2 separate regions of the Homo sapiens genome follow, and region 1 is linked to region 2. Evidence: chromatin loops called from intact Hi-C (ENCODE). Cell type or tissue: PC-3. All regions are shown on one strand. Links, peaks and the distances in the headings refer to the core of each region. The heading gives the core; the rest is flanking DNA. Region 1 overlaps CFAP61 (cilia and flagella associated protein 61). Region 2 overlaps RALGAPA2 (Ral GTPase activating protein catalytic subunit alpha 2).

The links. A loop is a pair of places that touch in the nucleus more often than their neighbours do. Peaks named below come from ENCODE experiments on the same cell type or tissue, not always from the same donor. Only the 100,000 strongest peaks of a DNase experiment are listed, where the experiment ranks them.
Region 1: a loop joins it to region 2, with 19 times the contacts of the local background. A loop is called at or near these places in 6 of 110 quality-filtered maps.

Annotation. Positions count from the first base shown.
Region 1 is chr20:20,236,324-20,239,253 of GRCh38, forward strand. All of the region lies in intron 18 of CFAP61 (cilia and flagella associated protein 61), which reads left to right. Among named protein-coding and RNA genes, the nearest start is that of CFAP61-AS1, 30 kb to the right of the region's middle. In PC-3, for the core only: CTCF peaks have their summits at 1,239 (motif pointing left) and 1,442; no DNase peak of the experiment used is centred there; H3K27me3 peaks cover 891 bases.
Region 2 is chr20:20,567,095-20,570,024 of GRCh38, forward strand. All of the region lies in intron 23 of RALGAPA2 (Ral GTPase activating protein catalytic subunit alpha 2), which reads right to left. Among named protein-coding and RNA genes, the nearest start is that of RALGAPA2, 140 kb to the right of the region's middle. In PC-3, for the core only: a CTCF peak has its summit at 1,681 (motif pointing left); a DNase peak (open chromatin) is centred at 1,687.

The sequences.
Region 1 (2,930 bases), core at 228-2,727, 330 kb before region 2:
CATGCAGGTGGGTTTAGGAGCCATTTTTATAGACATTTGCTCAAAATTGGCAGTCTCATCTATAAGGAAACCTATTTCCCCCTGTAATTGCTCATTGTAACTAACTCATTTTTATGGGCTTGTTTTCCAAACCACATTTTCTAATTCTTAGTGAATCATATAACTTCTAAGTCACATCATTACTTTGGGGCTTACCAGGCCTAATTTTTAAGTTATTATTAACATTATATAGCTGAACCCATATTCATAGTATTAACATGCTAAATTGGACCTAGCAGAAAGCATTTCACGAAGTCTCATGCTTAAACTATCACCATTAAGAAGGAAGGCCCAAGAAAAAACCTGCCCATGTGGTGTTATTAAAGCCTTGCTAATAGCCAGCATTTGCCCAAAACACAAAGCTCTTCTTCATCCTCCCCAACCAGAAGTGATCCCACTGGATTTTGAATTCCCATAATGTTCCATGATTCCATCCTTAAGGAACAAATTGATTTGTGTCTTGTATTTTGCCATCTCTCATGTGCAAGGGCTTTCTGGCTTGTCTTTGATAGCTACCATCTTGGTATTTACATCTGGTATGTGCTCAGTATATATAAACATATGCTTAAAGTATAAATGTATAATGTTTTTACTTCCTAGACATAGATAAAAACATCATTAATCATTTCCCCTAAATTATAAAGGAAAGCTCAATTTCATTTTCATCTGTTTTGCCAGAACTCCCAAATTTTATTCTTATCTTTTCAATTGACATTTCAAGAATGGCATGCATTTTCATTTTTTCAGTAAGGATTTATGTGTTTATTTTGTGATACATAAGTTTTTTATCTGAGATCCTGAACTTCTACCTAGCCCCTTATCCTGGCCACCATGCCCCTCCCCTGCCAGGTCCCCGAGGACTCCAGAGAGCACCCAGGGCCCTCCAGGCAGACACTTCTACCTTAGTGTCGGGTCCAGGGTTGAGTCACACCCAGACTCAGGGTACCTTACGAGACTTGCTCCTTGCCCCGTTTCTCCAGGTCGCATCCTCATTCCTACAGGAGCTCCAGGACCAGGGAGCTCTGAGCCACCCAAGGTGGAGCTGGGCAAGATGGCACCCAAGAGAAGAGAGAAGTAGGGTCAGGGAGAGAGCTTGTAACCTCTGTCTCACCCCACGAACTGCCCACTCCCTTCTAGATGTGTTCAGAATCCTCCATCCCACACCTCCTCTGTGGATCTCTCTCTTCGGTCTCCCCCTGGAGGTCAGAGTGTGTCATGACCAACAACTTTGTGGCCATGGATGCAGCTGCCGTTTAATTTTTACTAACAACAAAAATGGATTGAGTACTATTAACACACTCGAACAAATACCCCATAACTCCTTAATATCATCTAATACCAGTCCGTGCTCAGTTTTCCCAGTGGTCTTAAAATTGTTCTTTTACAGTTAGTTGGTTTGGATAAGGATGCAAACCAGGTCCAACTACTGCATTTGGTTAATGTGCCCCTGAAATCTCTTTAATACTTAACAGTTTCCTGCACCTTCCCCGTTTTCTGAAATTCATTTTCTTGTTAGGTTCTTGCATGTTAGAGAATTTAAGATGAAATAATACAATGTGTGGTGTTTACTCCAACCACTACAGTGTTGGTGAGTATTTTCAAAGCAGCACAATATTAGTCATTGCTAAGCTTTTTTCACCTCGTGTATATTTAAAATCCTCCAAAATAAAAATTTTTTTAAAATAAACAAATTAAATTAATGGCTCAGGACCTTGTCCAAAAGTCTCTTATGATTTAAACAGAAAAAAATATTGCTAAAGAAAGTTAAATTTTTTTCAGGGAAAAACTGGTAGATTCTCTTACTCTGCTGTGTACTTAACAATAAATATTTTGTGTGGATTTGTTTTGCCTCTGATATTGGAAGTTCACAGAGCTCCCAACTTCTAAACTCCACCTATAGTATTTTATGGCATGTGTTGTTGTTAAGACTGAATTAAATCTGAGTTATTTTTTAACTAGTAGAATATGTAGATAGGTTAAATATCTATCACGAGCTAGGATTTATTTTCATTGGCAAATATTTTTGTCACTGTTTTGAACCATTCAGAAAGCAGAGGTTTTAGTAAATTAAATTGAAACATTTAGATCGATGTGGGATAATAATTTTTTCTCTACATTATCTATTTGTTCAAATAACAGCATTAATTAAAGCAGTTAATTAAATCACTTGCTTTGGTTGCGTTTGCTATGCCTGCACCCTGCAGACACGCACAGCACACACAAAATCAGCTAGAAAATAACTAGCGATCGCCTAGCAGGCCGACATGTATCTACTGCCCAGAAGGGTAAGCACCATGAAAAGTTTTATGTTTCTTTTATCATGTTCACAATAAATGGGCAATGTGACCCTCTTTATTTGAAGGATAAGGATGTTTAGACCTAATTTTGTAGCTGTCCTCCTGAAGCATGGAATGAAACACAATACCTTTTACTTATTTCCCTGGATACCCTAATCCCTCCCTGCTTTACAAGTATCTTTGAGCTGTTCCTCCCTTTGTATCCACAGCAACGTGAAATCCCCACTGGAATTATTTGCTGTGAAAATGCAGGTGCCCTTGTTTAATGTTTCATTGGCTTGAGCACTTAACTTGAAACTTTTTTTTTTTTTCATGATATGGTGACCTTTGATTTTGGAGCTGAGGGCTCACGGTGATGTTAGATATTGTTTATATACATTAAGCCAACACCATTAGATCTGAGCTTTATCTGTGGTTCTGCTGTTCCTGCCATTTCATCAAATGCATGCCCAAATGCAAGCTGTACTCCGTGACCCACTGTTCTATTTGAAGGAACTTTTTGAATATTCATAGGCAATCAAATTAAAAATCAGTCTATTAGACTTATGTATTATAAACTTCATGACTTTAGACCAATACTCTTACATAGTTATA
Region 2 (2,930 bases), core at 231-2,730:
TAAATCTGTAAGTCATTGTTAAAAAATAGCTCACTTATTTTAAGCAAAGAAAACCTTCCAGTCTCTGATACATGTTCTTACAAACATGAAAATAAAATTCCTTTCCTCAACTGTCCTTTTCCATTTCACACATATTGATCTTTCCATCTGTTTTAAATAATCATGAAATTAATAAAAACTGTTTTTAATAAATCCAAATCATAGGTTCTTTCATGTCAAACTATTTTGGGGAATTCTGATGTGAAAAAGCTGCTTAAGTGTTAGGAAAAACTGAGAACAACAAGAAACAGCTTTAGAAGAGAAACTGAAGGATGATGAAGAACTGAGAAGGCAACTGTGGAAAGGTCTTTCCAGGTTGGGGCAGGGTAGTTTAATAAGGAGGATTCTGAAGTGGAGTAGGACCAAGGGCAGAGCCCAGGCAAAATAAAACGGAAGGGAGAAACAACATCAAGGCTGTTGGACCAATACGCTTGCTGTGAATCAATAAAAGAAAACATACCTGGTGGAATAAGCCAAGCCTGTATGTGAATTCTAACAGGCTTTTTAGCCTGTGGCACTGGGCAAAAGTTTTAGATATTTTTTTGAAGTTTCATTATTTATAAAATGGGCCTCAGGGGCCTGGGTACTATGGCTCACACCTGTAATCCCAGCATTTTGGGAGGCCAAGACGGGAGGACTGCTTGAGCCCAGTGAGCTATGATTGTGTCACTGCGCTCCAGCCTGGGCAATGGAGCGATACCCCATCTCTAAAAAAAAAAGCAATAATAAAATAAAATAAAATAAAATAAAATAAAATAAAATAAAATAAAATAAAATAAAATAAAATAGGCCATGGTATTTATTGAATTGAATTGCAGAGAAGATTCAATAGTACAACATCATGCAGTCCCCAGCACAGAGTCCAGCACTGTGAGTGCTGAAGAAATAAATACTCCTAAGCACCATCACCAGCCCACCCTCAGACACAAAGCAGCTGAGCAGAGGGAAGCGTACTGGGAGACTCCTTCACAGGCAGGCCGGGTAGCCCTGAAAGTCACGCCAAATTTTCTTCATAATTTATAGTTATTTTGGAACTGTTTATAATCCTAATTATTTTGTAAACCACTAACATCAATTTTTAAAAAAAATTCATTGTCAAGGAAAAAATAAAGCCATTTCAAACCATGTTTTCGATCACACCAATCAACCACGAACCCATGTTACATATGTACCGGGGGAAATACTACTTGATAAATTCATTGTGTTAGTATTACATAAGTTATTAGGATAACCAAAACTGGTTAAAAATACTAAAAACAGTTGCTTTGGAATGCACTACATTTTTCTGGCTGTTTGGTATATGTATTATTATTTTTTAAGATACAAATGGTCATGTCTGTTTACATAATAAATTTGCTATCATATTAGATGAAACTATAACTTTCCAGGATTGCCAGAGAACACAACTCATGAGACATCTACTTTACAAATTGTTTTTTAAACTAAAAAATGTCTTCAATTACTATGAACATCATTATGTTTGAAAATACTTTTTAGCATCTTATAACTTATTTAATTCAACACTTTATTGGTCACTACTGACATAATTTTGATACCTTCAGATTTAAGAAAGAACTTCATGAAACAACCAAGCCATACAAAGCATAATGTTCAAAGGCCCATGAACCACAAAGCTGCGTCGTGCAGACAAGTGTGCCACCCAGAGGCAAAAGGAAGAAACCCACCTTGGATTTTATTTGTGAGACAAAACTGATAATGTTCAATTTTAAACAATTATTTATGATTATTTATTTAAAAACACAGGACATCTTTCATAAGGTTCTCTCTGCATAAATAAATCCTTTTGCTGCTAGGATACATAAAAGTGTGGCCCTTTGAGAATTCTCACAAAATAGAAAGAAGCCCTGAGATGGTACCAGTCACAGGTACATAGTTTGTTAATTAAAAAATTGAATTTAACTGTATTCTCTACCATAAATGCTTTCTTTTCTTTTTATAATTAATATAACATGTGTTTCCAGAATTACATAAGTTCTGAAACAACCACTATGATCTATTTAGACGTGTGGATCAAAAGTTAAACTAATTACCAGAGACATTTCTTAACTTAAATGAAAAAAAGTTTCTTTCATTAGGTCTTCTGCGTAATTTTCATCTGGCAAAGGAATAAAGTTTACTTAGAGTAATTCTGTTTGGCAGACAGTCAGCGCTTCTAAAATATATAACAATAATTGTTAAGGTTAAAGAAAACAGTCAACTCTATTAAACTCACATAAAAATTCAAGCTTCTAACTAAGCCTAAATAATAGGCTGATTTTAAATAGAGATTTATGATATCCTCATTTCATCTTAGAAGTCTGAATGTTGGGATTACTGTTAGCATTGGACCATCTTTTAAGATTTATGTATTCCACTATGAACTATAAAAGATATTGAGCCTTAACTTAATTAAAAACATAACATGCATTAAGATGTAAAAACAATTTTAAGCACAAAATTTGGAAATTCTTTTGTCTATACTATAAAATTGTATTTCTTGAAAATGATTTATAAAATAATTTTTTTCAGGTTCTCAAATGTTATATAATATACTCTTATTTCATCTCATTTTACTGTTTCATTTCCACATCAACACATCTTAAAATAGAAAGACAATTCTAAACTCATTTATGTGACTTTCTAAAAAATTCATTCTAAGGAACATTGTTTACTGCTAACTTACTTGTTTTTATAAAATGAGAAGGATCTATAGTTGATTATTATTTCCAAGTAAATTTTTTTTCCTGCAAAATATTAGCATAAGGCTTCTTTAAAGTAGGGTATTGTTAAGTAAACCTTCCTCTTTTGTTTCTTTCACTGAAGGAGTTCATTATTATCTGAGAGTTAATTGTCTTTTCTATACCCCATAATCCTCCACATACCCTGAGTTG